Regions from separate parts of the Homo sapiens genome. Here region 1 is linked to region 2. Evidence: chromatin loops called from intact Hi-C (ENCODE). Cell type or tissue: heart right ventricle. All regions are shown on one strand. Each heading gives the region's core, and the rest is flanking DNA. Links, peaks and the distances in the headings are about the cores only. Region 1 overlaps GSK3B (glycogen synthase kinase 3 beta). Region 2 overlaps GSK3B (glycogen synthase kinase 3 beta).

Region 1 (16,666 bases), core at 8,923-11,422, 180 kb after region 2:
ATACAAAATATTATGAAATCATCACTTCGTAAAGATATCTGCATTCCCACGTTCACTACAGCATTATTCACAACAGCCAACATATGGAAACAACCCTAGGTGTCCATCAATGGACGAATGGTTAAACTTCAGTGTGTGTATATATATATGTGTGTGTGTACACACACATATGGATGGACCTGAAGGACATTAACTGAAATAAACTATACACAGAAAAAAATATATATCATGATCTCAATTATATGTGAAATCTTTTTTCAAAAAAAGGTCAAATATACAGAGATAGAGAGTAAACTGGTTAGCAGAGGTTGAGCAGGGGAGGAAATGGGGAGATGTAGGTCAAAGTATAGGAAGTAGCAAATACCTGGGATAAACATGTCAAAAGATCTAATGTACAACATGAAGACTATAGTTAATAATAGTGTATTGTATCTAGGCTTTTGTTAAGAGTTGAGTAGATTACAGTTGCTCTTGGTAGGGGCGAGGGAGAGGGGGTGGGTAACTATGTGAGATGGAGATGTTAATTTCTTTTACTACAGTAGCCATTTTATTATAATATGTATCATATTAACATCATGTTGTATATCTTAAATATACATAGTAACATTTATTTTAAATTAATTGCTTACTATTGTACAATGACATGGTAAGTACTCAAAAAATTTTCTTCCTTTACTTCAAGTCTGGAGGGCCTGGGATCAACATCTGGAACCTATTCCCTACTAACTGTAAGGCCCCGGAATAAATCAATTAAAAAAATATATTTTTTTTAACCTCAGATTCTTCACTCATTAAATGGGGCAAATATTGTCACAGAGCATTATGAAAGTTAAATGGAATGAGAGTGCTTGGCACACAATAAACATTCAAAGAGTAGCTGAATCTGAATTCTAAAATTCCGGCCATCATTAACAGCATCCAGAGAAACTCAAAATCTATCATGACCACAAACTTTTTTCTAATTAGCTTCTTCCCCCACCCCAACTCCTATGGTCCACAGCAGCATTTCTCACCTCTTTCCTAGACTTTAGAAAGTCTAGGCTTTCTCAGCTATATGTAAGAAATTAACACAAAAAAAGATGTGTTTTTAATTAGATATAATGTGAAATGCATTTTAGAACAATTTCCTACTCCTAAATAAATACTGAAAGCCAACAAGCTATACAACTTATATTGATACCATAGCCCACACAGTGCCGGAAGACAATCTCCTGTCTCTGGGTCTTCTTTTCTAACGACCCAGGAATTGGCCCACCTGCTCCCATTTTGGAAGTCATGACAAATACGACAAACACACCCTTTGTTTCTAACTAAGTTCTCCTTCTCCAATGTAGAGCAGAAATATCAGAAATATCATACTAGAACTTCTCCTCTTTTTTTTTTTTTTTCTTTTTTTTCTGAGATGGAGTCTTGCTGTTTCCCAGGCTGGAGAGCAAGTGGCACGATCTCGGCTCACTACAACCTCTGCCTCTGGGGTTCAAGCGATTCTTCTGCCTCAGCCTCCCGTGTAGCTGGGATTACAAGCGTGCACCACCATGCCCAGCTAATTTTTGTATTTTTAGTAGAGACAGGGTTTCTCCATGTTAGCCAGGGTGGTCTCAAACTCCTGACCTCAGGGATCTGCCAGCCTCAGCCTCCCTCTGGGAGGGATTACAGACGTGAGCCACCGCACCTGGCCTGTCTCCTCTATCCTTTCAAAAAGCACAGCTCTTCTTTAATTTTCTACAATTTGACAGGAAATTACACACACACACACACACACACACACACACACTTTTTTTTCTTTTTGAGACAGTCTCGCTGTCTCGCCCAGGCTGGAGTACAGTGGCACGGTATCAGCTCACTGCAACCTCTGCTTTGCCAGGTTCAAACGATTCTCCTGCCTCAGCCTCCCGTGTAGCTGGGATTACAAGCATGCACCACCATGCCCAGCTAATTTTTGTATTTTTGGTAGAGACAGGGTTTCACCATGTTGGCCAGGGTGGTCTCGAACTCCTGACCTCAGCGATCCGCCCCTCCTCAGTCTCCCTCTGGGAGGGATTACAGACATGAGCCACTGCACCTGGCCTGTCTCCTCTATCCTTTGAAAAAGCACAACTCTCCTTTAATTTTCTACAACCTTGACAGGAAATTACACACACACACACACACACACACACACACACACACACACACACATTTTTTTTTTTAATAAGTAGACTACTGCCACAAGTAGATACATATTAAACATTTTTTTCTTTTTGAGACAGTCTTGCTCTCTTGCCCAGGCTGGAGCGCAGTAGTGCAGTATCGGCTCATTGCAACCTCCACTTCCCAGGTCCAAACGATTCTCCTGCCTTAGCCTCCCTAGTAGCTAGAATTACAGGCACCTGCCACCGTACCCGGCTAATTTTTGTATTTTTAGTAGATATGAGGTTTCACCATGCTGCTCAGGCTGGTCTCCAACTCCTGACCTCAAGTGATCCACCCATCTCAACCTTCCAAAGTACTGGGATTACAGGAGTGAGCCACCGCACCCGGCCTATATAAACATATTTTTTAAAGGCCTCAGAGTCTCTCAGTAAAAGTTATTCCTGATGTTCAACTGAATTTAAATAGAATTATACCTTGTTCTTTAGTAAATCCTCTTGGTTCAAGAAGGGCATAACAAGTATTTGCTACTTACAGAGAAAGTAAATTTCTTCCATGTCTAAGAATTGTACCCTATACCAGCCAAACATCTCACAATGCACACATTTAATCACAGAAGGAAATACCATGCTGATATGTGGAAAGCAATTTATTTTTCAAAACCAAATACAGAAAGTCATATTCGACCACTATTTAAGAATTTGTATTATGGCCAGGTGAGGTGGCACACACCTGCAATCCCAGCACTTTGAGAGACCAAGGTGGCTGGACTGAGCTCAGGAATTCGAGACCAGCCTGGGTAATATAGCAAAATCTCGTCTCTACAAAAAATACAAAAATGAGCCAGGCATGGTAGCGCACTCCTGTGGACCCAACTAATGTGGATGCTGAGGTGGGAGGATTGCTTGAGCCCAGGAGGTTGAGGCTGCAGTGAGCCAAGATCACACCACTGTACTACAATCTGATAAACAGAGCAAGATTCTGTCTCCAAAAAAGGTGGGAGGAGGGGGAGGGAAGAAGGAAGACGAAGGAAGAAGGAAGAAGGTAGAAGGAAGAAGGAGAAGACGACGACACTCTTTCCTCTAATTAAAAAAAAAAGAAGTTGTATTATTTAGCAATAGAAACCCTATTGTTTATTAATATTTCTCACCCTCTCTGGGAAAGCTCTAGAACTGACATACTAACATATCAAACAAACAAACATCATCTTAAAGACCCAAAAAGAGGTCTTGTAAAAATTAGTTTCGGCCAGGTGCAGTGGCTCATGCCTGTAATCCCAGCACCTTGGGAGGCCAAAGCATCCAGATCATTTGAGGACAGGAGTTTGAGACCAGCCTGGCCAGCATTATGAAACCCTGCTTCTACTAAAAATACAAAAATTAGCCAGGCGTGGTGGTGGATACCTATAATCCCAGCTACTCGGGAGGCTGAAGCATGAGAATTGCTTGAACCTGGGAGGCAGAGATTGCAGTGAGCCAAATCACGCCACTGCACTCCATCCTGGGCAATACAGCAAGACTCAGTCTCAAAAAAAAAAAGAAAAAAAATTACAGTTTCACAACTCCCCCACAATACAATTACATACCTAAGTACATCCATGATGAAAAGACTTCTCATATTTAAATACTGTCTGTTTACTTTATTCTTTTGCAGAGTAAGCTACTTGGTGAAAGGAAAGAAATTGAACTGTCAGGTTTCACTGTTATAAATCTCTCTTCAGTCCTTACCCACTCCAAATAAAATAATGTAAGGGGATACCGTAGTAGCGTCATATGCTCAATGTTTCAAAGGTACTGTGCTTACCAACCAGTGCAACCTAGCACCCAAGTCCTTTCTTTCAGTCATCCATCCAAAGATTTCAGAGCCACTCAGTGCTAAGCACACAGTGCAACAGAAGTGTCTGTATACTCTATGTCTCTTTCCTTTCCCTACTATCATTCCTTCACATTTAAGAAAAAAAAAAAAAACAGGGTCGGGCACGGTGGCTCACACCTGTAATCCCAACACTTTGGGAGGCGGGCGGATCACAAGATCAGGAGATAGAGACCATCCTGGTCAACATGGTGAAACCCTGTCTCTACTAAAAATACAAAAACTAGCTGGGCGTGGTGGTGCATGCCTGTAGTCCCAGCTACTGGGGAGGCTGAGGCAGGAGAATCGCTTGAACCCAGGAGGTGGAGGTTGCAGTGAGCCAAGATCGCGCCACTGCACTCCAGCCTGGCAACAGAGCGAGACTCCATCTCAAAAAAACAAACAAACAAAACACAAATTTAACTTAATTTCTTACATCAAAACTTAAATGTTCCTAGAAACATCAGCAATAGCTTGGTGACCTGTAAACTATCATACCACTAGACACCATATCACATGACAAACTGCCTTCAACTAGAATATGTACTAAGTGACCCAATACAAAAAGGACTGTGCTCCACACTGCAGAAAATACAAAGATGCATAAAATATTTTTATGTCATGTTGGAACTTATGATCTCCTACGGAGAAACAAGACACATTAACAAGAATACAAGGAAGAACATTAGAAGGGTCACAGAGAGTGCTGAAGGAGTTATATGAAAGTGAATTTCATGCCTTGAGATAAGCATGAATGACTAAAGAGGTGGCATTTGAGACTGAAAGCCAGCTAAGGTCTTTGAAACAGCAAGGGGAAATAATATATGACAAAGAATATTTGCATCGAAAAAATTCCACGGAGGCCAAGGCAATCATGGTAAGGACAACACCTAATTATCTTAACAGCAAAAATTTAAATACCTATTTTAACAGTTTTACTAAAATAAGGGTGGAAAGAATCACTACCCACCCTACAGCAAGCCCCCTTCTGAAAAACGTAACAATTTTCAACCTCTTTTAAATCTCAAAATAAGCTGAAAACATGATTAAAAACAAAGGCATAAATCAATGAAGTGTTTTTAAACCACACACACCTTTTCTATTACTTAAAAATAACAAAAATAATATAATTCCTGGACAAAATTCTAAGCCTGCACTGTCCAATACAATAACCACTAGCAACATGTAGCTAATGAACCCTTGAAATGTGGCTAGCCCAAATTAGTATGTTCTTTTTTTTTTTTTTTTTTTTTTTTTTTTTGAGAAAGAGTCTTGCTGTGTCACCCAGGCTGGAGTGCAGTGGCACAATCTCGGCTCACTGCAACCTCTGCCTCCCAGGTTCAAGCAATTCTCTGCCTCAGCCTCCCAAGTAGCTGGGATTATAGGCGTCTGCCACCACGCCCAGCTAATTTTCGTATTTTTAGTAGAGACGGGGTTTCACCATCTTGGCCAGGTTGGTCTTGAACTCCTGACCTCGTGATCCACCCGCCTCGGTCTCCCAATGTGCTGGGATTACAGGCATGAGCCACCGCGCCCGGCCCCCAAATTAGTATGTTCTTTAAGTGTAAAACACTCACTAGGTTATAAAGATTTACTACCCAAAAAAAGAATGTAAAATATCTCAATAATTTTTATATTGATTACATCTTGATATATTATTAGTTTAGATACACTAGGTTAAATAAAATATATTACTAGAATTAATTTCACTTGTGTCTATTTTTCAAAGTGGTTCATAGAAAATTAAAATTACATATATAATTCACCTTTTTGGCTTATATAATATTTCTTCTGAATAGCTCTAGTCTAAACAATTACTTAATATTAATATTTTTCAGATTTTTGTACTTGCCTTATGTTTGCATGGTAATCACTTAATAAAATGATACAAAGTAACCTTCCAACATCTATTTCTCAGTATCTAGATACTGCAAGGGTGAGGGTATCTGCCCAAAAAGTATATAGCTTCTTAACTGCCCTTTTGGAACAAATATGGAAAAAAACAATGAACAACTTTTCCAGGTATATTTATCAAACAGTTATCAGATAAGAACTATTCAACTAACAAACAAATCATGGGATTTCCATACAATGAAATGTTATTTAGAGATATGGGATCCAGGAAACTGGAGAGCCAACCCTGAAGAGCAGCGAAAGAAGTCAGAGGATGACAGCTGTACAACGGGGCCTGGAGAACAACTAGATCAGATCCCAGCAGTTGGACGAGGGCTCCAGGAAAAAGGACACTCCAGGAAAAGAAAGGGGCAGGAGGCAGGTAGAAATCCAGAGAATGTCTGATAAATTGGTACATTTGGGGGGAAGAATTGAGATTATAATTATTACAAACAGTATTTAAAAAAAAAGAAAGAAAATGGCAACAATAAAGTCTAAAAAGATTAAAAGCAAAGGAAAAAATGTGACTGTCACTTTGAAACAGCTTAATAGCTCCTTAACACTTTAAACAGAGAGTTACCATATCACCCAGCCATTCCACTACTTAGGTATATACCCCAAAAGATCTGAAAACATATGTCCACACAAAAACTTGCACACAAATGTTCACAGCAGCATATTCATACTAGTCAAAAAGCAGAAACAACCCAAATGTCCATCAACTAATAAACAAATCGCAGGATTTCCATACAATGAAATGTTATTCAGCAATAAAAAGGAATGAAGTACTAATACATGCTATAACATGGGAGAAAGAAAACAGTCATAAATGGCCATGTATTACATAAATCCATTTATATGAAATGTCCAGAACAGGCAAATCTATAAAGACAGAGAGTAAATTAGTGGTTGCCTAGAGCTGTGGGGAAGGGGAACATAGGGAATGGCTGCTAATGGGTATAAGCTTTATCTCTGAAATGATAAAAGTGCTCTAAAATTAGATGGTTGGGATGGTTACACAAGTCTATGAACACCTGAGTAATGAAAAAATGAATGTTACGGTATGTGAATTATATCTCAATAAAGCTATTCTCATAAGGAAATGTGATCACTGTATACTACTTGTTTCTACATAGAATACTGTTCCATGTCTACATACTGAGAATAATTTGAATAATAATTTAAATAAATAATAGTTTTTAAATAGTGGCATAATTATATCAGTATGAAAGCAAAAGGGAGATGGGCATGACAATAAATGATGTCTACCACAATAAGACAAAAAAATTAATTTTAAGAAATAGATAAAAAGCATATAATTAAAAATATGACAAAAACTACTAGAGGAAACAGCTGTCATAGCCAATGTTGCTTCTAAGAAGTAGGACTGGAGGACAGAAGATTACTTTCCATCATAAGCCCTTCTGCACTATTTGATTTCTTTAAATCATATATTCCTTTATAAAAGTAATTTTTATTCAACAACTAAGGGGTGCTTGATTTAGGAGCAGAATGAAACCGTACGCTCTTAAAGAAGTAAAAGGCACAGGCTTCATTGACACTGACGCACTCTGCGCCTCTGATCTCTCAAGAGAACAGGTTTTCTCATCTAAGATGTTAGAAAAATAGAAAGTTAAAAAATTATCCTGTCTTTTTATTATGAAATAAACATCTATTTTAAATGTGCTATTAATTGTTCATTGGTTAAGACTATTAACATTTTACCTCTAATTGCCACGAGAGGAGCTCTGTCATCTTTGCACTTATTCTCCAACTAACTTATATTTAGAGAAATAAGTATTTACTAATTTAATAGGTTAAAAAATAGCAATTTTCTAGAGTTACTGATTTAAATTTGTTTTAATTCTAACACTTCTGCTAAAGCTATTGTTAATTTATGTATGTATACACAAAATGCAAGTCTACTATAGAAATCATTAATCCGTAAAGATTCAGAATACCTATGAAAGGACACATAAGAAATTGTAATGCCAGTGGTCTCCAGGAAAGAGAACTGGTTGTTGCAGAGCAGGAGAGAAGACTTCACTGAATATCTTTAAAATTTTGAACCATGTGAGTAAATTACATTTTTTAAAATTTAAAGCAAAATAGGTAAATAAAACATGCAATTATCTGGCACACCGCACTCAATAATTACTGCCGTTATTACCATATATTATGAGAATATGATATACAGTACGTTGCTCTTCTATATACATGTAATTATATCTTATTATTAAAAGTCTACCAACTCAAAGCTTCCCCCTTTCCTTCATAATTTAAGTAATGTATAGAATGTGAAAACCCTGAATTCCACTAGGGCAAATGTCCCTGCAAATACTATCAGTCTGATGTCAGACATAATTCCAGTACCTCCAACTCTTCAGGTGCTCACACCACATACTCAAAATCTAGCATTAGAAATTCAATTGACTCAACTCAATAACTTCAACACAGGTCATGAAGAAAGTGTTAATCAATTAAAAATATTAACTGATTTTGCTGTACTTTGCGAGGCTGAGGCCAGCAGATTGCCTGAGGTCAGGAGTTCAGGACTAGTCTGGCCAACATGGTGAAACCCCATCTCTACTACAAATACAAAAAAATTAGCGGGGAATGGTGGCATATGCCTGTAATCCCAGCTACTCAGGAGGCTGAGGCAGGGGAATTCCTTGAACCAGGCCTCGAGGTGGCGGTTGCAGTGAGCCAAGATTGTGCCACTGCACCCCAGCCTGGGCGACACAGTGACATTCCGTCTTGAGAAAAAAAAAAAAGTATTAACTAATTTTATAAAATAACAGGAAGCAGACAGTGTTGCATTTAAATAAGATACCTTTCCTTGGAAAAAAACCTAAATCACCCAACCTTTCTAGTTATATTAGCCAATTAAGCCCCTAAGAATTTCTCAGACCTCCAAAAGAAAAACTACTTTGCCACTATCACCCTTTTTCTTCAGCCTAACAATTAAGATACCCAGCTTTTCAATTCTCATAGGCCATAAATGTATCTAGAAAAGTTCCTCTCTACATAGCTATTCATAATTCATAAGAAAGCTTAAATGACTCCATGCAGTGCCTTCTAAGCAGTCCACAAACAAAAGGTACAAGCCAGCCAAAATCCAAGCAGCAATTCCATATATACTAAGGAGGAAAAAAAAAAAAACAGAAATAGTAAGACAACAAATCTTAAATCAGATAAAACTCTGCTGCTGAGTTAATAAATGTAGATGGACAATGGAAGAAAGAGTTGGAAACAATACCCTGGGCTAGCACACTAAAGACTTTAGTACCTTTATCCATACTGCTGAAATCCAACTAGAAGATGGTGAATCAGACAGAGGTGACCCAGTTCTCTTCATCACTTCAGTGATCAACAAATTACAGATATTTTATGTAGTTTATGCAGAAGCCCAGGTTTCCACAAGAGATTTTTCTGCCTCCTGCCTCTTTAAAAGAGAATTAATATTCTCAGATGGGTGCAGTGGCTCATGACTGTAATCCCAGCACTGTGGGAGGCTGAGGCAGGATTGCTTGATTCCAGGAGTTCAAGACCAGCCTGGGCAAGATGGCGAAACCCCCTCTCTATAAAAACTACAAAAACTAGCCAGGCATGTTGGCGCATGCCTATAGTCCCAGTTACTCCAGAGGTTGAGGTTAAAAGATCACCCGAGCCCAGGAGGCAGAGGCTGCAGTGAGCCAAGACTGTGCCACTGCACTCCAGGCTAGGCATAGGCAACACAGCGAGACCCTGTCTCCAAAAAAAAAAAAAAATTTCTCTGGGTGAACATTTTCAACAATTATCAGAATGATTTACCCTGGAACTATATGAACCTACATACCCTACATACACTAAGTAATCCCAATATGCTTGTTTCCCCTAATCATCCATTCTTTTCAGTAGCATAATGCTTAATCAGTACCTATCCATTCCCCTGATCTGTGATTTCAAAAAAACCCAGACAACTCAATGAATTACAACTATATGTTAAATAATAACAAGGAACCGTTAATAAAAGCCTGAAAACTAACCTATGAGCAAAGTTTACACTCCATTTGTCTGCAGATATTAGCTGCTCAGGAGCACTTCTGGTTTACTGTCAATTACCAGCCAATTCCAATAAGGTGAGATTCCAAATAACACAATTCCACATTGATGCATAGCTGTTATTCTTCAGGAAAACTAAATTAGAAACACAATTTAGTTCGGCCACATGTGGTGGTTCACGCCTGTAATCCCAGCACTTTGGGAGGCCGAGGTGGGAAGATCACAAGGTCAGGATTTTGAGACCAGCCTGGCCAACACAGTGAAACTCCGTCTCTACTAAAAATACAAAAAATTAGCCAGGTGTGGTGGCAGGCACCTGTAATCCCAACTACTTGGGAGGCTGAGGCAGGAAAATCGCTTGAACCTGGGTGGCAGAGGTTGCAGTAAGCCCAGATCACGCCATGGCACTCCAGCCCAGGAAACAGTGCGAGACTCCATCTCAAAAAAAAAAAAAGTGTACTTTTTATTACTGAATTGATTTGAAATAAGAATCAAGAAATTAACCTTAGACCATGTTATTAAGGGAACACGTTAAGGACTTGGCTTTGTGCTGTTGTTAACCATGGTACTCTGGAAATAAAAAGTTGGTTTGACAAAACTAGTTTCAAGACAAATACATCATTACTTCAAGTGATCAAACCAAACATGCTAAGAAAACTATTCAATACAAAAAATATAAGATTTAATCACTTATAAAATTGGAACCTGCACATTGTTTGGAAGTTGACCTCTCTTCCCAAAATATAAGCAAAAATGGTAAGGGGGATTATAAACTAAGAACCCAAATCGACTAAATTGTCTTTTGTTTTGTTTTTTTTTTGAGACAGAGTCTCTCTCTGTCGCCCAGGCTGGAGTGCAGTGGCACGATCTCAGCTCACTGCAATCTCCGCCTCATGGGTTCAAACGATTCTCCTGCCTCAGCCTCCTGAGTAGCTGGGACTACAGACGCACACCACCACGCCCCCGCTAATTTTTGTATTTTTAGTAGAGACGGGGTTTCCCCACGTTGGCCAGGATGGTCTTGATCTCCTGACCTCGTGATCCACCCGCCTCGGCCTCCCAAAGTGCTGGGATTACAGGCGTGAGCCACCGTGCCAGCCGAACTAAATTGTGTTTCTAAATCTTATACCACATCAAATGCATTACAGACACAAGTATATTGGAATAATTTACTAAAAATGTCCATTATGTACTGAGTATTAGCTCATTTAAAAAAATAGAAAACTCAATAACGTAAAATGGAATATTCCTTTTTTATATAAATTTAAAGGCAGAAAATCTCAGGGAAAACAAACTTCTTTAACTCTACTCAGTTTTTCCTTGCTGTTCTATTCACATAGGTTTTTATATAAATATACATTTATACATTACACTCAACAAATTTCAAAAGCAATTTGATTTGTATAACCAAGGATGATTTGTATAACTCAAGATAAAATGCCAAGAGTGCAACCTCCGCTTTAATGAAAATGCTCTTCTTCTGAACAATGAAAATGCTTTTATTCTTGAAATCGGGGAAAACTCCCCTTCCACCACCACCACCCCACACACACACACAAAAAATCAGCTAGAAAATGATAAACATTCCAACAAATTAATTTACTTATGGTGATTATGTTCTTAGAAGAACAATATCCGGGGAACCCGGTTGGTCCTGTTAGTACCAACACACACTCTTGTCTCACCCACACAAGCGTTCTGCCCCTCCATTCTCCATTATAGGGTGGAGCATCACAAGAAGCACCACAATCTCACATCCTGTCTGTCATCTCCAACCCTGTCTCAACTTCATGGGTCTTATTTAAAAGTATGGAACTGTGACAATAGGGTCAACATATGCATGTTTCACAGCCTTCTCTATGCATAAAGTGCACACACAAATAGAGCTCTCCCACTCTTTAGACTCTGCTGCTGGAATAAAATCTCTGACTTTCCCAGCCTTGCTGTTTCTCCAAAATATTATCTCACACCTGCAACTCAATTCTAATATAAGGGCTACACAGTAAAGCGTGCAAGTACTGATTTTCAGCTGAACTTTGCCAGTGAAATGAGAAGATGTCACCTCATTTTCTAAATGCAGTTCCCAATCAGCCATAAGGTGATTTGTGAATCACTGGGTTCCCTTGAAGTTTTTCCTTTTGCCTGTGACTTACTGTCACTTCACAATTAGCATTCTACAGGTGCATGCAACAAGAAAGCATGCAATTCTTAAATATCTTAAACGTTTTAACAACTCTGGGGAAGTCGGGTTGGGAAATGACTGAAAATAAAGTTCTGGTTTTCAGTCTCACACATGAACTCTTTTCCACATTAACACAGGATTATCAAGAAATGGACTAAACTCTAATAACCTAATTTTTAGATGTCATAAAGAGATTAAACTTCCCAGGGGAATACGGAAACTCTAAGTTGCTACCTACTCTTTGGCTTTAATCACCATACGACGTAATACTGCAGAATAATATGCAGCTACTATTATTCTCTCTTTGCTAATAGAAATTTTGATCTAAAAAAGTTTTATATGAGGAAACAACTTAAGTGATACAGACTTATTTTCATATTTCTAAATCTTATATTTAAGTATTAAACCTAAACAACTAGCTAAATTTTCTCCAATTGTATATACCAAAAGGATTACTAATATTTTAACCAAAAGTGCCACAAACAGTCCCTTACTTTCCCTATGGAGTAAAATATCATGTGATTCTAAAGAAAAACTTTATAAACATTTATTTAATTACATGTAAACTTGGAAGTGAACAAAAATGAAACATTGGTTTCACTATAGCAAGTAAAAAGTAGTATTTCAAATATACTGATTTAAATTTGGGATTAATGCCTAAACTCAACAAAAAGGGCAAAAAATACTTGTTATAAAATCAACTTTTAATTTCTTCTGGAGTCTTCACAAAGTGAAGGCTCTCAATACTTTATTCTTAGATAAATTTTGCATTTAAAATAATAGTAATAATCATTATTTATAAAAAACAAGTTTTAAGCATATATCAAAGATTAATGGCTACATATCTAAAATGTTACAGTCACAGTTTAGTCCCAAAAGTATTTTCATTGATCTGAAATAAGCCATCATGAAACTATTATAACCAGGTTTCAAGTGTGAGGCTTTTGAAGCTGTATATAAAAAAAAAAAAAATTAGGACTTTGATGAGAAGCATTTAAATAAAAGCCCTTAGTTTACTGCTCCCGAATATAAATCCAACATCTTTAGGTGTAGAAAAATTAGAAACTGTGCAATTAATAGACTAGGAAGTCAAATATCATTGCCAGTAACTAACTGCTGTCTGAATTTCAAGGGAACTTATTGTATATTAAATTTTAAGAAAGTGAACTCACCTACCCTCTCACCTCAGCACTTTCTCAATTTTCCCATTACAATTAACAATATAACTTAGCAGTCAAGTCTTCCAGGCCAGTAACATCAGAATTTATTTTTAACTCTTGACTCCTTCACAAATATTCCACTTCAGTCCAGTATGAAGTTCTGCCAGTTCTTCATTCACACTGTCTCTCAAACCTGTTCCTTTCACCCCACTTTCACATTTTACTTTATTCCCTCATGATTCACAACATACCCTACTAGCTCCCTAAAAAGGCTCTAGCATCTCTCTACTATAATTCACTAATTCAACTGCAAAAATCATCTTACGTCTTATTCAGCAACCAACAATAAATCCAGATCTCTTCTGAATCTCAATCAAACTTGTACAGAACCCCTCTGCCCTCCATCAGCTAACTTTCTCTTATTTCTCAAATTCCATCTGTTCTTATGTTCTTATTTAGGCCCCTTTAATTCAGATTTGTCAACTTGATTATTGTCTCTCATGCAAAACTCACCATCATTGTTCCTTGGTACACTCCTTCCACCTAGACCTTTCATGCTTTTCTACCAGTTCAAGTTACCACCTCCTTTAACATCAGTCCTAATACACCTTGTCCGCAGGAAGTCTTTCCTCTCCCAACCATCAGTCTCACCCCTTTACTCTTTGCCACTCTGAACAAATGATTCAATTTGTATTTTACAATCTTGCAGTCATCACGCTATTGTTTTAATTTTTTTTTCCCCATAGCCTCCCTCTACAACTAAAGGATAAGCTTTTGAGAGCAAGGACTACAATTTCTTATGTCTGTTTTCAACAGGGGTTCCTTAGAATGCTAGCATCCTAACAAATGCTTAAAGACTCCCCTTTCTTTTAAATGCTTTTAAAGTCAAAGCTGTCAAAAACACATAATTAACACTAAACTCCAACTTTTAAAATTCTAAATTGACCTATATGGTAATCGGAATTAAACATTTTCATCTATATATTTTACAAGAGTTACTCCATCCTTAGTTAGTATCTGTATTACCAAGAATTCAAGAGTCATTTTCAAAGAAAATCCTGAAAAGAAAATGAAAAGTCCCAAAATGTAGCATTATAATCTAGCATTACAGATCTCTGAAATAAAGCTAATAAATCAATTAGCTGAAATAGACTGACTGATTTTCAAACTATATTACCAAGATGTAAAACATACAAACACTCCAGTACCACAAGAGGCTCTTAAGTAGCTATTATAAGATTTGTATCATCATAGCTGAAAATTACCCCGGAATTTTAAAATATTTTTCAAATCACTCCATGAAGTGCTTAGAAAGCACGACCCTTCCCTGAAAGATGCATAATCAGCTTTCCTCTTTACCTACCCGGGCATTCTCTACTTGCAAGCCACAAGAAAAAAAAAAAATTAACTTTCAAAAATTATCTCCCATTCAGCTATTACCTAGACTACCCTGTTTCAGGCTAGTTCCCAAAGCCAACATGAATTGAAATCTTGAGTTCAACTAAAAGTGATCATTTTATGTTGCCTAAGAATATAATCAATTTCACATAACATCATGTTTTGCGTGTGTGTGGGTTCTTAAAATCTCAGTTCTTTAGTTCTCTCAGTTCTTCTAGGCAACAAATTAATTTGTCTTTGCCCTCATGATGCCCCTCTTTCCCACAATAAGGAAACAATATAGATATTTTTGTTAAATTCTGCAAGTATGTTTAAACAAGCTATCATTAAATACCACATGAACTTCTCCATAAATAGAGATACACTGGAACATTAGATACTTAGTATATATTAAACACTTCAAGAGCATACTTTTCAGCACAAACCCAGGACAAGAGTAGTCTATCCACAACCCTGAACACAGCCCAAATATCCCTATTATTTCTAGGACCATAGCCATCTGCAAAAGCCAAAATGGAAAGGACTAAATCCACATTCTTCTAACTAAATCCACAGTTATCTAAATATGATGGAAACTAACGCTAGAGTGTTTTAAATCGTCCTTTTTAAGGAACCCGCCAGAACATTTAACAGGTAATGAATGCAGTAGCACTCCAAAATTGAACTTAAATGTAATGAGCCAGTGACAACATTTAACTTAGTATTTGGCACTATGACAAAACAAATCTCAATCAAAACTTGGACCTATTAATACTTCCAAGTTAACTTTTGATTAAACATAAATTATACGGTGGCAGGTTGGTAATGTCAAAACAGGAAGGTTAAGAGATAACACATCAAACCACTTATCCAATTGAACACAAATGCATACAGAGATGTTACTGCTGCTAGGTATTTATTGGCTCCCACTAGTCCCTTCTAAAGAGAGAAATCAATGGCAGCCTCCAAATGTGAATGGTTACTGAGGAAGTTCATCCACAGATTAAGAACAAATATTATGTGTAGTCATACAAACAAGAAAAAAATGTTGGGAGGGTGGGACATTTAACGTCTCTATTAAGTATATCAAACTATGATAACCCCTGAGACCTAAAATATTCTCTCATTCCAAATTCCAAAAATTCTGCAAATGTGCATAATGGTTTAGTAATCAAATCTTGTCCTTCTCTTTATTCTAAAGGATGGGCAAGTAAACACTGTCATCACTACTTTAACGTGGAAACACTCGAGCACTTGATGAAACTGACTACCAACAGCAAGAAAAGTACAAGAAAGCAGTTTGAAATCGAATCATCCAAATAAATATCATATTATCTCAATTCAAGGTTAATGAGACCGGGGGAGGGGGTATGGGAGGAGTAAAAAGGGAGCTGCTTCATCCTTGACTGAAGATAGGTTTTGCCCTTTTCCATTGCCTGTTTATCAGGAGGTCTAATAATTTCAGATCCTGGTATTTCGAGGTTTCTTATTTTAAGGGCGAGGTGGAAAAGGGGTGTAAAATAAAACCAATACTCACTGCTAACTTTCATGCTGCCAAAAGCTGAAGGCTGCTGCACCGGCTTGCAGCTCTCCGCAAAGGAGGTGGTTCTGGGCCGCCCTGACATGATCACTCTCTTCGCGAATCACCTTTTCCTTCCTTCCTCCTTTTCTTCCTTTTGTCTTTATGTTGGGGTGTTAGGTTAACGATAAATGCAGCATTAAGTTCTCCCACAGAAGAAAAAGAAAAAGACTTCGTCCTCTTGGCTTTTCACTCCTTTTGTATACTATAAAAAACAAAACAAGCGATATATTTCTCCTTCAAGACAGATCGGCACGGATATTTAACATATAGATGATTTAGGACTTGGGAAAAAATACAATTCTTTCCCCTCCCTTTCCTGGGAGGAGAGAAAAGAGAGGGCAAATCCTAAAAAAATATGTATCACGTGAAACGGGGGCAAATACTTGATTGAAAATGAGTACTTCGAATATTATATTTTCCTCGGGGATTTTTTTTCCGAGTCAATGA
Region 2 (16,666 bases), core at 6,374-8,873:
AGAAAAAATCAACATCACATAGTAGTAAAAAGCAAAAAATAAAAATTCTCTCCTTTTCCCCTTCCCTTAATTCTATTCTCCATTGTAGAATTTGTAGGTCCTTCTAAATCTTTTTCTACGGATAGGCATCATAAGAAATGAAGCCCGCCCATCTACTTGGCTCCCATAGCACAATCAAAAGTTTATTTGCATCTGTGTTGTACTTTCAAATTTCTTACATAAAATTTCAGTTACAGATAACTGAAATTACTAGCTCTTCCCTGTGTAAAAGCTATCTACATAGATATCTAGGTTGGTTAATTAATGTTAAGAGAAAACTAAACAGTAGTTTAGTAAAGCTGTATTACAAAAGAAATTAAGAAAATTTAATTGCCTTATAAAATAATTTTATTATTGCAAATAATTTAAGTATCAATATATTTAATGTCAAGCTTTTTAGAGAAGATATACCCAAATTCTAAAGGCCAGTTACAAAAACTATGAAAGCTATACTGAAATTCTATTATCAAGAGGTGTAGCATTGACTAATTCTGTCCTAAAACTCTTCTATTCAAAAGCAATAGTCAAATTATTACTATAGCATAAGTAAATGTTTATGATATAAATGAAACTATCTCTGTAGGAATTTTAATATTTAAAATTAAAAAATTCTACAAATGGTTGGTTTATTTTTAAATTGTTAGTTTTGTGATAGTTTAATCCAGAAATTAAACTCTGGACTGAAATTCATCTTACCTTATTTGAAATTTATGTTTTAAAGTTTGAAGAGTAGAGGGGAGAAATTATTAGTAAAACTTACAGCTTTCCCAGGTCCAAAACTTCCTAGATTGCTTATATGGAATTTCTGGGGGACACCTGTCATTTATGTAAGAAAGTTAATAATCAAACTTACGAAAACCAATACATCATGTAAACTTTTTGAAACACAATGCTGTATCACTTTACCTTAATGCTGTTATTTTCAGCATCAATTATGTAATTCAAAATACAATCATGCAGTGGAATCTATGTAGTCATTAAAAAATATACTTAATTGTTCAGTTTTTAAAAGTCTACAAAGCAGTAAGATGGTATTTTTATTTAAATAAAAAGAAAATATAGTATATGAAAATATTTATAGAAGTATTTTTCATGATGTGCTAGAACAGTAAGTGATTTTTGTCTATTTGTCTGTGCTTTCTCAGTCTTCTGCATTGAGCATATAAAATCTAAGACTATGTAGTTATAAAAAAAGTAACTGTCATTAAAAATTATCACCTTCACCAGCATTATACAAGCCTGCACAGGACTCTCTTCTACAAAGCTCCACTGCTATGGCCAACTGCAGAGGTGCCAAAGGACAATGTTGTATGTCAGTGAACATTACATTTGGCAAAATTCCTGGTAGAGATTTTCCAAAAATATTTTATTTTTTCCCATGTATCTGGAACTATATCATATATTTCTTGAGGTTTTTATATTAAGGAAGAATTTAAAGGAAAAAAAGCACATTGTCTGAGAAGCCCCTAATGGAATTTGTCTTTTTACAAATGCCGTGAAAATCCAAGCATTTTTGATATGTAGAGGTCAAATGGCATAATGAAATGCTGATCTGACAATTCTATGCATGAAATTAACTTCAGAAAGTTAAATACTTGTGTTTTTCATGCTTAGAAATGATTTTCCATGACTTTCAAATCTGTTCTTATACTTTTAACTTATTCTAAAGATAATGTATTTGGATTTTATTCTAAATATTTTACAAAAACCTTATTAGAGGGCAGTGAGGAAAATTAAAAATGTTAGCTAGAATGAGATACAGTTCGTTTAATTAAACTGTTTTACTCATGCTGTAAATTACTGGCATGGACATCTGAGTCAATAAACAACATACACAACAACCACATTAACTTTTCTTATTAATTCCCAGCTTATTTCAAATTCATGAATGGACAATGGTTTAACAAGTTAATTCAATACAAACCTTAATTGAAAATTATTTTGGTGCCCTCAGATATTAAAACATAAGAATAAAAAAAAGTCCCTGCTCAGAAAGTTTATAAAATAATGAGGCAAAAGTTTATAAAATAATGAGGCAAGTCTACCACATAAAAAAACTTCATAAAGCTTATTATATGATTATCCACTTTCTTTTTTTTGCTTAAACTTAAATTCAGAGAAGAGTTATCCATTTTTCCAGGGTTAGTTTCCCCCAGATACTCTCTTATGAGGTTTTCTAGAAAGAAAATGAAAAGAAAGCAGAAAAGAACAGTTTAATACGAGTTCCCTACTTATCATAAGCACTAAGGGTGCATGACTATTACCTTAAAAAACGTGAGAACTGAACTGGGCATTTATGAGACCACCTTTAAGAAAATTTCAAATCTATTCTTAAAGTCATGTTTATCAGTACATGAAAGTATTTGTTTAAAATACAGAACGTCTTAATAACATTTAACTTTGAAAACAAACACATATAACTTCTCTTTTCCAACTTAAATCAGGAAAACTAGAATAGCTAGATCAGCATTTCTTAGGAATTTTTATTCAAATGAAACCTCATATATATTTAACATTTGAAGAACAGATGTTAGCAATAATAGGAAGGAGGGAGGGAGGGAGGCAAGCAGGAAGGAAGGAGAAAGAAAAAGATTTGATATTTATTATTTATTTATTTATTTGTGACAGAGTCTGACTCTGCCGCCCAGGCTAGAGTGCAGTGGTACTTGGCTTACTGCAACATCTGCTTCCCAGGTTCAAGCAATTCTCCTGCCTCAGCCTCTGGAGTACCCAGGACTACAGGTGTGCGCCATGGCACCTGGCTAGTTTTTATATTTTTAGTAGAGACAGGGTTTCACCATGTTGGTCAGGCTGGTCTTGAACTCTTGACCTCAAGTGATCTGCGCACCTCGGCCTCCCAAAGTGTTGGGATTACAGGTGTTAGCCACCACGCTTGGCTGTGATATTTATTATTTATTATTTTATTGATGGACTCGTTGACACAGTCTCGCTCTGTCACACAGGTGGAGTACAGGGGCATAATCTTGGCTTACTGCAACATTTGTCTCCCGGGCTGAAGCTACCCTCCCACTTCAGGCTCCCAAGTAGCTGGGGCTACAGGCATGTGCCACTATGCCTGGCTAATTTTTCTATTTTTTGTAGAGACTGGGTTTCGCCATGTTCCCTAGGCTAGTCTCAAACTCCTGGGCTCAAGCAATCCACCCACCTCGGCCTCCCAAAGTGCTGGGGTTACAGGCGTGAACTACGGCCCCTGGCCGGACCAGTAAGATTTGGGGCTACATTAAACACACACACACAACACTCTTATGAAGTTTATTAACCTTCATGCAATAAGACTTAGAACTATACTAAACATATACACACTTGCACAAAATACAAAGCCTAGAGCCTCCGTGCAATGTGTGGTAACTTCCAGTCAATAAATGGATGGTAAACTACTACTGGTAATTCCATCTATCCTGGGCAGCCACGGTCAAGAACATAGAAGGCACCTAGAAACCAGATATCCCAAAATGCCCTGGATGCTTGGAAATACTTACAGTTCTCTTATCTTATATCATTATCAAAACTTTCTATAAGCAGTGATTTTGGAACTTACTTACTATAGTAAGGTGATAAGTACATTTCTTAAGTATAAATGCAAGATGACAGCATAGCACATAAATGATGAGTGTTTTATTTCAGAGTTGGCCTGCTACTACATATTGATCACGGACCATTTTGGAAAAAATAAGCACTTAATGAAAATGAAGTCTGAAATTATCAGTAACAAAATATATTAATAGCAGGTAGCATAAAATAGTATTAGCAGAAAATGAATTACAAGGACTAACAAAAAGTTGTACAAACAAGCTCTAGACTTAAAGATTTATAAGGTATTACGGCAAGCATGAGATAGGGAATTATCACAGATGCTCACTTAGCTTCCTCAGAAATTCTACTTGCATTATGTATGAATTAAAATTAATGACAAATCGCCACAAAATTCTAAAATATAATCAGTAGAGAAATGATACAATTGTAATGAGCTAAACATATATGACAAATAGAATAGCTAATATGCCCACAGAATTGTAGCATGGTGATGGTGAGCTCAAGTACGTCAAATAAAAGCCTAGGGACAGGAGAAATGCTGAATGGTTGTGTAAGAGCAGAGACCAGGAAACTACAGCCCATTGTCTGTGTGAAGCCCATAAGCTAAGAATTAACAGATTTGCCATCAATTTGATGATTAGAAAGTACTAACTTTGAACATCAATTAAGAGAAAGGTTATATTTCCCCAAAAAGAACTCAATTCTTCTGGTTAGTAGAGCTGTATTTAAAAATAAAAATAAAAAAAAGACTCAATTATTATACCTCTAACTTCATCAATAAAAAAATTTGTGAAAATGTGTTTTCTCTTTTGTTACTGAAGTACCTATATGATATCCTCGATTTTGCCTTTTGGCCCACAAAGCCTAAAATATTTTATCTAGTCCTTTACAGAAAAAGTTGGCCAAGCTCCGTATTCAAGCATTAATTTACATGATGGGGTAGGCTTTTAGAAAATAAAGAAAGCAAACTATTCAAATTTACATCTAAGTGTAGCACAGAAATGAAAAAGAAAATAGTTCTGTTAACAAGTGTAAAAGATTAGATAGGAAACTCAAAAATGGTACCAAAAAGAAGATGCAAATACCACAGTGGTCTAAGCTGCAAATTGTAAGAAATTATATGGATAATAAAGAAGATCGCTTATTACACACTAGTCTTTTCAACCATACTTGCACACACTGACATCTAGCAAAACCACCTTTGATTTTTAAAATTCCTATTTTTATAGAATGAAGTACAAGGATTTGAAAAGAACTTGATCACAGTCCTATGTTCAACTGGTAGAAGCTACTGAGGAGTTACAGCTCAGTACAATAAAAACTAAATTCAAGCTGTCCAATACAGAATAAGCTGCATCCCTAAGTAGTAATCTGATGCTGGAAGTGTTCAAGAAAATACTAGAAAACCATTTGTTAGGAATGTAACTAAAAGGTTATTTTATTGTACATTGGACAACATGACCTCTAAGGAGATTTTTCAATTTTACAATTCTATGCAAAATTTGGGATATCACAAACAAAGCCCCAGAGACAGTAGGTGTTGTTGCTTTGTCCAAACTGAAACCTTAGAATGAAACAATCTAGTGATATAAATCTAGACACTAGGTTTTTTTTTTTTTTTTAAGTAAAGGGACTTCCTTTAAGATCTCAAATATTTAAAACTTAAAAAAATTACATTTAAAAACTCAATTAAAATCTCAGCTCTACTGTTCTTAAAAGAAAACATATATTCTAAGATAATATTTAAATATTTGTTAATAAAGGTGTATGTATGCAAAGCTGAATGAAAGCAGAAGCTGTGTCTGAGCAAAACCAGACATATCTTTATTCAGCTTTAAATAAAATTTAAAATAAATAAAATTATATTAAATTCATATAGACCCAATAAATAAAATTATATTAAATCCATAAGTCAAAATTTTGTTTCTATCAATGATCTAGCCAGACAGGTAGGCATTCATTCTTTCATTTTATAAATACTGAATAAATATAAATAGTGACCAAATACAAGTATCTCCTATGTGCTCCACAGAGTATTAGGAGCAGGGAGTATACAGTGAGCAAAAGCAGACACAGCTTCTGCTTTTATTCAGCTTACATACATTTTAGTGAGCTTATAGTCTAATTTTGCTTTTAAGTACTTTAAATAACAGATATATACCTTTCTTGCATCAGATATACATAATAGCTTTTCTAGGATCATACAAGAGAAGAGTAACTCAAATAAAAACCAAAAGGCTGGGGGGGCGTTCTTATACCCACTTTATAGCTGAACTTGCTACGTGACCTTGGATTGCTTCCTCCATTTTTTAAGTTTCTCGTATGTGTACATGTGTGATATATATTATTAAAGTAGCACAAAAATTCCTTCCAGTTCAAATATTCTGATTCAACCTTCTCACCTTGATTATTTCTACCAACTGATCCACACCACTATCCCCTGGAAATATTGGTTGTCCTAGTAACAGCTCAGCCAACACACAGCCAGCAGACCATACATCTAAAGAGAAAAGAAAACGAAGCCTTATTAATACTTCATAGCTTGAGCTGAAAAGTGTTTGTATACGTTTTCTAATTTTACTTTGATCACAGAGTAAATATCACAGGAAAAGATTATACAATCCAAAACAGAGAAAAAGTCATCAAACTTCCTTAATGTACTTTTTAATTAAATGTTAAACTTACCAAAGAGGAAACCAGACCAATAAGAATATTCTAATAAAGGGTAAAGTCTATTATTATCAAATTTCAGGTATTCAAGTCTTCAAATAACTAGACAGAGGATTACAGTACCAAAGCTATGGCAGGACTATCTATTTATCTTACTTAAAAATAAGTCAAAGTGACACAACGTCTGCATATTAGTAGGTACTTACAGAGGAGCAGCAAGGAAAGGTTCAATCTCTCCCAGACACTGGGCTTTAAGTCAGTGCAAATTCTGAGGAACACTTTTAAGACTTTAAATGGTTGATTTTTATGTTCTACGATGACTGACAGAAAAATGTGCTTAAATATATCATTTTTAAATAAAATGGAATAGCAATGATGGAGGAATACATTTTACTTCATAAATTATAAAAATAATCCACTTTTAAGTCAAAATGAAAACCTCAATCCGGAGAGAAAACTCTAAAAATTAACTCAATTAATACACTTTAAAAATACTTTAAAGTATACATCCTGGTTTACCCAGGATAGTTATGGTTTATATGTTGTCCTGGGATAATTATTAGTAACACCTCTTTCTCTCTCAAAAGTATTATCGGATTAGAAGATAAACCGTACGGTCACTCTATTTTAAAGCCCGCTATTAAGACTTCCTACAAGAAAAGGCTGCTTTTTAGCTTCCAGATTTCTGAGATTCCTAGGTTTTTAATGTACCAACACTCAAGTGCTTTAGGGAGACGAATATGAATCATTGCTGGACTTTACCACCTACCAGTACGGAAGGAGAAGAAGGAACAGTAAATGGTTGACAACAAAAAATTTTAAAGGTCTGATGTGGTGAGATGTACTATCAAGAGAGACTGGAAATCGTTGCTCCAGTGACTACTTTTTATTGACCTAGAAAAATGACATAGTATCATTTAACAAACTCGAGTTGATTTTGTCCAGTCCTAACTTAATAACCAAGACATCTATTCTGCAAATATAGACCAAGAGTCCTATTTAATATATTAGGAAATTGCTAAATTAAGCACATATGAAAACTTGTTAGGGAATCTTTACTCAAAGCCAATAGTAATACTAACTGTTATAGTCAAGCGGAAAAGATGTATCTCCTTATTTATGTAAATGCTTATTTTAATCTAAGTTTTAAAACATCCCTTTACCTAGTTAATAAGATGGAAGGTAATATGCACTCAACTTTTTTCCTCTCTAATACGGAATGATTCATCTCAGATACAAGGCTGAAAAAATTGTAAGGGAATAATTATGCCTTCATAAAAAACAATAGGAAACACTTTCTTAGGTAAGATTTAGCTACAAATATGGAAGACAAAAAGTAAAACATCAAGGAATACTCTTGCCTAGAAGTTATCACAGAAGACTGACACTCAAAAGATTCAGGTGACAACTATACTAGCAGCCCTCAATTCATGTTACATCAGTCAAGTTAGTAAAAACAAGGTACTTATCAATCACTTTCTGGAGGACACTAAAATCTCTTCTGCTCTTACTTCAAAGGACAAATGGATGAAATTCTCCAGATAGAATAAAACTTCAACTAAATAGAAGGTACCGGAAAAATAGAAATAGTGCTTTGGCACACTGAATTTTAGTTAGTTGGGGTTAAAGCCAGAATAGCATTTTGTTTCATATTTAACTCGGGTTCATGTTAAAGTGATCTTTCAAGACCATCTAGTTTAACACACTTATTTCATAGATAAGGAAATTAAGACATGATAAAGTTAAACGACTTGCCCAAGGTAAAGGTACTGAATAGTAGAGCTAGGCCTGGAATCATTCTCAATTCCCAATCAAAACACCACTCTCTTGAATAACTGTCTCACTGTCACAGAATAACAGCTTCTTCAAGGGTCTGTCTGTAAGTTCAATTCCTTGTTCTAAGGAAGCCTTTTGTTCTCATTCTGCCATTTGTCAGTAAGATAATATAATCAGAGACATCAGCTTTACCTCTGGCTGTATCTAAATATGACAATAATCTTGTCAGAAACAGTTACTCTTTCATTTCAAACATTACTGTTAAAAACATTTAAAAATGTAACAATATTAGTATACTTTTTGGGAGGGTCTGTTTAAAAACATTACAGTCTTAAGAGGCAAGTATCCTAAGTTTATAATGGGAAGCCAAACCTAGGCTTGCTAGGGTTCAAAAGACTCCTGTTTATATAACTGTTCCTTAATGTGTGAGATGATGTGTTAACTTTTTGAGAACAATCAAACTGCCTTTATTTTAGGTGTTTCTGGCACAGCTCACACCAGTATCTTATATACAGATAATCAGTATCATATATTTGAATAAAATGTAAAGCAGCTGGAAAATCCAATGACATACCCAAAGACAAGGGGCTGAAATTTGCTCTTGGGGAGAGTCAAGTCTAAAAATGCCACAAAAGAATACCACCTTTCATTTCTACAGTATTTTCACTAACATTTTATTTAAGCCTCACAGCCACTCAGAAAAGAACTGTCAGTAATCTCCACTTTACTTCAAGTGACCTGACACTCAAACCCAGGTCGACCACAAGCAAAATATTCTTTGTACTATTTTTCATCTGTCCATTCATATATGCCATGTACCACAGCCATACTAAGACTCTGAGAATTACATACACATACATATACACATTATTATGCTCTCTACCCTCTGGTAAAGCAGATGTCAAAGTGTGGTCTACAGAGGACACTTTGTACTCTTTGCACCTGGGTCCTCTAGACATTTCTAGATGTCCCAGAGGGCAAAACTCTTTTCATAAGAATACACCTTCACTGGGTTAACATTTGTACTGAGGGTACAAAGGAAATGGTGGGTAAAACTGCTGGCCTCTTGGCAGAAATCAAAATGTGCTTTGGCATTTTGCCATTTGGCAAAATAAAAAATGATAATGTGTTTCTGATTAGGGTGTTTGCTTGTATCAGAGAATTTCTATTTATATCAAAAAGACAAAAAAACTGTCACAAGGTCTGTTCTATTTTTTGTTGTTGCTGTTGTTGTTTTGAGAGGGGGGGTCTCATTCTGTCACCGAGCTGGAGTGCAGTGGTGGAGTCTCAGCTCACTGCAACCTCTGCCTCCTGGCCTCAAGCCATCCTCCCACCTCATCCTCCCAAGTAGCGGGGACTACAGGGGCATGTCACCACGCCCGGCTAATTTTTGGTAGTGACAGGTTTTCACCATGTTGCCCAGGCTGGTCTCGAACTCCTGAGTTCAAGTGATCTGCCCACCTCAGCCTCCCAAAGTGCTGGGATTACAGGTGTGAGCCACTGCACCAGGCCAGGTCTGTTTTTTGTTTGTTTTGGTTTTCTGTTACTGTGGGGATGTTTTTGGTTTATTATTTGCATGCTTTTGTTTGTTTCTGGACTAAAGGAATTCTCTTCAGAAACAATATGTAAGAGTAAAATAATTTTGGTTTCCACTTGCACATCCAGCTTAAAGTTGCTCCTTGTTTGTTAGCTTCCTATTCATGTCCAGCTGATCATGCTCTCTCTGTTCACTCCTGGCTAGTGGGCTAAGATGTAGTAAAAGAGAAGGTCAATAATGATTAAAGCTAATGGTCTCTATTCAGTTCCTTCTATCACTAAACATCTTGGGTGACGACTTGAGAAGGTCAATGATGATTAAAGCTAATGGTCTCTATTCAGTTCCTTCTATCACTAAACATCTTGGGTGAAGACTTGAGAAGGTCAATGATGATTAAAGCTAATGGTCTCTATTCAGTTCCTCCTATCACTAAACATCTGGGGTGAAGACTTGAGAAGGTCAATGATGATTAAAGCTAATGGTCTCTATTCAGTTCCTCCTATCACTAAACATCTGGGGTGAAGACTTGAGAAGGTCAATGATGATTAAAGCTAATGGTCTCTATTCAGTTCCTTCTATGACTAAACATCTTGGGTGCATACTTCTGCAGAATCAGTGCATCTAGCAAAACTACTAGTGATTTAAGCTGATTTTATATTAAATAATGGAGATGGCATGAAGGAAATGTTAGCAATATGGCCATACTATCACTTTCATTATTAACTTAATGAAATAACATTAATTAATAAATTATCCAACTAGTATAATCATGCTCAGAAGTATTTCAGGAGGATTTTAAATAAGAAAGTAAAAAAAAGTTACTTAGAATTAATTTAAATTCTTAAGGTAAAAGCTATTAGCTTTATGATTCTAACAGTCCAAGGAAGAAAAATAGAATAGTAGGTATACCTTAAATTCTAAAAAGTAGAATTTGAAAAATTCTATACAGGCATACGTCAGAGATGTTGCAGAACTGGTTCCAGACCATAACAATAAGACACAATAAAGCAAGTCTCACCAATTTTCTGGTATCCCAGTGCATATAAAAGGTATGTTCACTCTATACTGTAGTCTATTACTTGTATAATAGAATTGTATAAAAACATAAATGTAATACATTAACTTAAACACACTTTATTACTAAAAAAAAATGCTAATGATCATCTAAGCCTTCAGTGAGTTGTAATCTTTTTGCTGGCAGAGGGTCTTGCCTTGATGTCGATGGCTGCTGACTGATCAGGGTGGCAGTTGCTGAAGGCTATACGATGTGGCTGGAGTAATTTCTTAAAGTGACAATGAAGTTTGCCACATCAACTGACTCTTCCCTTCATGAAAGATTTTTCTCTAGTAGGAGATGCTCTTTGATAGCATTTTACCCACATTAGAACCACTTTCAAAATGGGAGTCAGTCCTCTCAACCCCTGCTGCTGCTTTATCAACTACAATTATGTAATATTCTAAATCCTTTGTTGTCATTTCAACAATATTCACAGCGTCTTAACCACTAGTAGATTCCACCTCAAGAAACCACTTTCTTTGCTCATCCATAAAAGAAGCAACTTGTTTATGTTTCATCATGAGATTGCAGCAGTTCAGTCACATCTTCAGGCTCCACTTCTAATTCTAGTTCTCTTGCTAGTTCCACAACATCTGCAGAGACTTCCTTCACTGAAGTCTAGAATGCCTCAAGGTCACCCATGAGGCTTGGAATCAACTTCTTCCAAAATGTTGTTCATGTGATTGAGTCACAAATGTTCTTAGTGACACCTAGAATGGTGAATCCTTTCCAGAAGATTTAAAATTGACTTTGCCCAGATCCATCAGACTAATCACTATCTAGGGCAGCTATAGCCTTACAAATGTATTTCTCAACCTTTGGGTGACCAGTTGCACTGTCCATAAGCAGTAATATTTTGAAAGAAATACTCTTCTCTGGAGTAGTAGGTCTCAGCAGTGGGCTTCAAATATTCAGTGAACCATGCTATAAACAGATGTGCTATCATCCACTCATTGTTGCTCCATTTATGCAGCACAGGCAGAATACATTCAGCATCATTCTTAAGGGCCCTAGGATTTCTGGAATGGTAAATGAGCAGTGGCTTGCACTTAAAAGTCACCAGCTACATTAGGCCCTCACAAGAGAGTCAACCTGTCCTTAGAAGCTTTGAAGCCAGGCAATGACACTTCTCCTCTCTAGAAGAAGTCTTCCATCTCTAGAAAATCTAGAGATGAAAGTCCTAAACGGTATCTTCTTCCAATTCAGTAGAAGGCTATTTGGTCTCCATTAAAACTCTGATGTTTAATGTAGCCACCTTCATCGATGATCTTAGTTAGATCTTCTGGATAACTTGCTGCAGCTTCTACATCAGCACTTGCTGCTTGCCTTGCACTTTTATGGCATGGTGCAGCTTTTTACCCTTAATCCTCATGAAATAACCTCTGCTACCTTCAGATTTTTCTTGTGTAGCTTCCTCACCTCTCTGTCTTCACAGAATTGAAGGGAGTTCAGGCCTTGCTGGGTTAGGCTTTGGCTCAAGTGAATGTTGTGGTTGGTTTGATCTATCCAAACCACTAAAACTTTCCCTGTAACAGCAATAAGGCTGTTTCACTTTCTTATCATTCATCTGTTCATTGGAGTAGCACTTTAATTTCCTTTAAGAACTTTTCCTTTCTGGTCACAACTTGGCTAACTGTGTGGCACAATTTCGATATGCCTTCCTTGCTCAGCTTAATCATTTCTAGCTTTTGATTAAAAGTGAAAAATGTACCTTTCACTTGAACACTTAGAGGCAACTGCAGAGTTATTAATTGGCCTAATTTCAATATTGTTGTCTCTCAGGGAATAGGGAGGCCTGAGGATAGGAAGAGAGATGGGGAATGGCCAGCTGGTGGAATATTCATAACATACACAACACCGATCGATTAAGTTTGCTGTCTTATATTGTTGTGGTTTGTGGCAAACCAAAACAATTACAATAGTAACATCAAAGACCACTGATCATAGATCACCATAGCAGATACAATGAGAATGTTTGAAATGTTGCAATAATTACCAAAATGTGACACAAAGACATGATGACACAAAGACATGAAGTGAGCACATGCTCTTATAAAACTAGTGTGGGCAGACTTGCTTGACTCAGGGTTGACACAAACCTTTGAGAGGTTAAAAAAAAAAAAGCAGTGCCTGGAAAGTATAATAAAATGAGGTATGCCTATACATGTTTGCATCTCAAGCTTTAAGAAAAAAAACATTATGGGATATATCCATCTTTCCATGGAAATAAAAGTACAGATTAGTAGTACTAAATTACCAAAATCAAGAAGCAATTAATAATTATGAGCATTATATTCAGATTTGTACTTACCTATACTAGAGGTATAATCAGTGGCTCCAAAGATCAACTCTGGTGCCCTATAGTACCGAGAACAGATATACGAAACATTGGGTTCTCCTCGGACCAGCTGCTTTGCACTAACAGAAAAAAAATAAAAATAAAAAGCAGAAATTCTTTAAATCTAAACCTTAAAGAACTTAGACTGCTATCCTTTCACAGTATCAAATGATTTTATAAGATTCACATCATTTGAATCATATATGAAAAAGAAAATGTAAACTGTAACTATCTCTAATAAAAGAAATTTACAATTTTATCACCTTGCTCTGCAAAAAAGAATAGCAATTTTTAAAGAAAGCGTTTGTCACCTAAGAAGGCACCAAAAGCAAAAAAGGATAAGTGTTGAATTTCTTCTGATCCTCTGTTCCCCAAATTCCACCTCTAAAATACAAAGAAGCAAGGGCAGAAAAGAGGTACCTCCCCCACCAAAAAGCATGACAATGGATTCTAAGAATGAATACTCCTCACCCAATGTATTTCTTTAAAAAGGGTGAGAAACTGGCCACTGTCTTGCATTTTGACTTCTGACTCACGGCGAATATTTCAAGGCTTATAGACTCAATCTATTTTTCCATATCTTGGTCAATTTATTAACCACATAAACATTTATTACCCAATAAATTATAAACAGGCCCTTCAACTTCAGGGCAGAAATGATTCACTGCCTATAAATTCTAACTCTGCTATAGTAAGTATAATTGCATGTTTTCTTATTCCAATTTTCCTACTAAAATACTTCATTGCATGTATTTTAAATATGAAGTATAATAAATTACAATTAATTTCTTTTGAGATGTCGCCCAAGATAATCCAAAGACAGAATAAAATAAACTGCTGTAGAAGCCAGCCATTCTGACATACATTAATAATAAAGATAAATAAAGGGACAAAATGCAACAAAATCAAAACAGTAAAACAGTAAGTGCCAAAAAAAAAAAGTAAAGGTACTGGAAAACCAGGGTAAAGACAGATGAAAGTAGTCACAAGGATTTCAATGACTGGGATTTCTTTTCTTCCATTTATTTCTAGTCAATGATGACTCTAACCTTAACTTCTTTTTCCTTCATCACTAGTTTTGAAGTTTGTTTTTTAACCCTCTCCCCAAGTACTGACATACAATAACCATTTCATAAATTAATAAATACTAATCCCTGTTTTTAGGCTGCATGAAAATTATGACATTTAGTTTTCAGCATAATTGATAGGAGACTGTTATATCTTCTAAAGGATGCTTTTTAATTAACAAGATAGATGCTAATTATGTTCAGAAAATTCATTACGAGACAAAACGTTAATACCCAAGCTTTGTAGCCTGAAGTTTTTTCACTACCTGATGGAGCTACAAAAACGGAGCAGCCTCTCTTACAGAGGAGACTGGTTTTAACTACTTCCCAATATTGTGATCACATCTAGCTTTTTGTTCCTAAATAGCCCAACTAGTTCTTTAGCTACTTTTTGGCCCCTTTTCATCTAGTAAAAAAATAAGAAGAAAGTAATAGTATTTTGTTCAAATTACCAATCTGATAATGTACAGTCCAAAGTGTTTCCCAAACTCCATCTGACCAAACCAATTTTGTTAAAAACAAAAAAATCAGAGGGTTTATAAAAATGAGCTATCAAACAAGCGAAATCCCTCTTCCAAATTTATCAGAATAAAGCTATTTTATGTCCCAAGAGAATGGGCTGTACCAAGTGTTTTGACACTATATGAGAACAGAAGCTCTTCTAACCTTGGTGTCTCAGTCTGTCCCTACCAAGTCAGTCACTCTCAATGGTGAAGACACCCCATTAACAATAAAACATATCTGATTTGGGCAGTTTTTCCTATAGACAAGTAGTAGTGCTTTGTTTCAAACACCAGGTAAGAGTTTTACTATCTTTCACCCTTTTTAAAAATAGTTCAGGGAACAGAGTCATGGCCTGCAAAGTGATAGGTCATCTGAAATTAGAAAACAGTAAAATGAGGACAGTCTGAAAGAGGACACATTGTGAGACTAAGAAAAATTAACTCATGACAGAACAGATTTACTTATTTTTTAAAGGATCTGTCTCAAGAGAAGCCTGTGGAAAACATATCCTATGTTAAACCCCAAATTTAAACTGTGAATTGATGTAAAAGTATTACAAAGGGATAGGAACACAGGTATTAACAAGTGTGGGGCAATATGTTATCTATAGAGCTATGGTGAAAAGAATCTGTAACAAGGGTGAAAAAATTAAATTGGAGAGAATCCAAATTATGTAAAGATGTCTTAGGGACCATGAGGAGAGAGATTAGGTGATTACACCAGTGAGGAAGTAGCGGGGTAACTGCCTGAGTTACATGGGAATGTAGGCTTGACTACATGTTAAAAGGTTAGATCAGAGAGGCACAAAGTACTGAAAACTGAAAATGGAAAGAATAAAGTTGTATTACAAATTCACAGTATATTACCAAGAAATGAGCTTTTAAAAGCAGAAAGTTTGATGAAATTTGCAGGAAAAAGGGTGGAATAAAAGGTTAAATTATAGAGGAAAATGAAGAAAACACTGCATTGTTTTTTATCTCATCCCTGAATTGAGGTTAATTGTGAAGTTAAAAAGATACACAGGAATGTATAATAATCAATATTTTGAAAAAATTTAGTTCTTACTGAAAAAGGAGTATATATACCTAATGTAAATTCAAACAATACTAAAATACAATCAATGAAAAAGTGAGTTTCCCAACTACATTATATTCCCAAAGATCCTTTCTCAGGCAATCAAATATTATGGATTACGTACCATTTCAGAAATAAGCCACACATGTACTTGTGTATATATGTGTGTGTGTACATATATATATATATAGTCACATTCTGTATGTTTTTAAAACATAAAAGGTGGCATACAATACATATACTCTTGATCTTGCTTTCTTCATTTAATGTTTCCTAGACATCATTCCCTTTCAGTTCACAGAGAGTTGCCTCATTCTTTTTCATGGTTGCATGTATTACTCTGCATGTACCGTAATTTATTTAGCCATTTTCCTACTAATGGATGCTTATAAACAATGCTATAATAAAAATCCCTATATATACACTGTATTGTAAATATGTATTCCTAAGGAAATAATTCCTAAAAGTTAAACTGTTAAATGAAGGAGTATATACATTTATAATTTTGACAGAAACTAACAAAACTACTCTCACAGCTGCACTAGTTTATACTTCTTGAATAAGAATTACTGTGTTTAGGCTGATATTGCAAAAGGAATATATTTAAAAGAAGATAGTAGGGGGAGGAGGGGAAAAGGGAAGGGGCAGGGAGAGGGACAGTAGCTTACCTTCCAAAGTCACAGAGTTTTAATACAGCAGTATCAGGATCCAACAAGAGGTTCTGCGGTTTAATATCCCGATGGCAGATTCCAAAGGAATGGATATAGGCTAAACTTCGGAACAGCTGATACATATACAACTGGAATAGATAGTAGAAATTAATTAAATACTTCCTATTCTAAACAAATCAGAATCCTTAAGCAGTCAATAAAGTAACAGATTCTCAGAAAAGAACAGGTGAAATGCTATGGATTACTGGCACTCAATCTTCCTTTCACAAGTTTTGTGTCACTTCTGTATTAATTAGCTATTTCTATATGAATTAGCTAAACTGTCATTAACCATATGTACTATTCGCTTCATTCTTTAATAACTCAAAAGAAGAAAAT

Evidence for each region. A loop is a pair of places that touch in the nucleus more often than their neighbours do. Peaks named below come from ENCODE experiments on the same cell type or tissue, not always from the same donor. Only the 100,000 strongest peaks of a DNase experiment are listed, where the experiment ranks them.
Region 1: a loop joins it to region 2, with 3 times the contacts of the local background. A loop is called at or near these places in 65 of 110 quality-filtered maps.

The regions. Positions count from the first base shown.
Region 1 is chr3:120,077,173-120,093,838 of GRCh38, forward strand. GSK3B (glycogen synthase kinase 3 beta) reads right to left here. Exons shown (of 11, transcript NM_001146156.2): 1 at 16,175-16,666. The coding sequence starts at 16,262. MIR6529 (microRNA 6529) reads right to left here and starts at 7,476; the gene lies at 7,392-7,476. RefSeq lists a silencer at 4,684-4,733. In heart right ventricle, for the core only: no CTCF peak of the experiment used is centred there; no DNase peak of the experiment used is centred there.
Region 2 is chr3:119,899,759-119,916,424 of GRCh38, forward strand. GSK3B (glycogen synthase kinase 3 beta) reads right to left here. Exons shown (of 11, transcript NM_001146156.2): 5 at 16,286-16,416; 6 at 12,946-13,052; 7 at 5,997-6,094. Among named protein-coding and RNA genes, the nearest start is that of NR1I2, 130 kb to the left of the region's middle. In heart right ventricle, for the core only: no CTCF peak of the experiment used is centred there; no DNase peak of the experiment used is centred there; H3K27ac peaks cover 1,323 bases.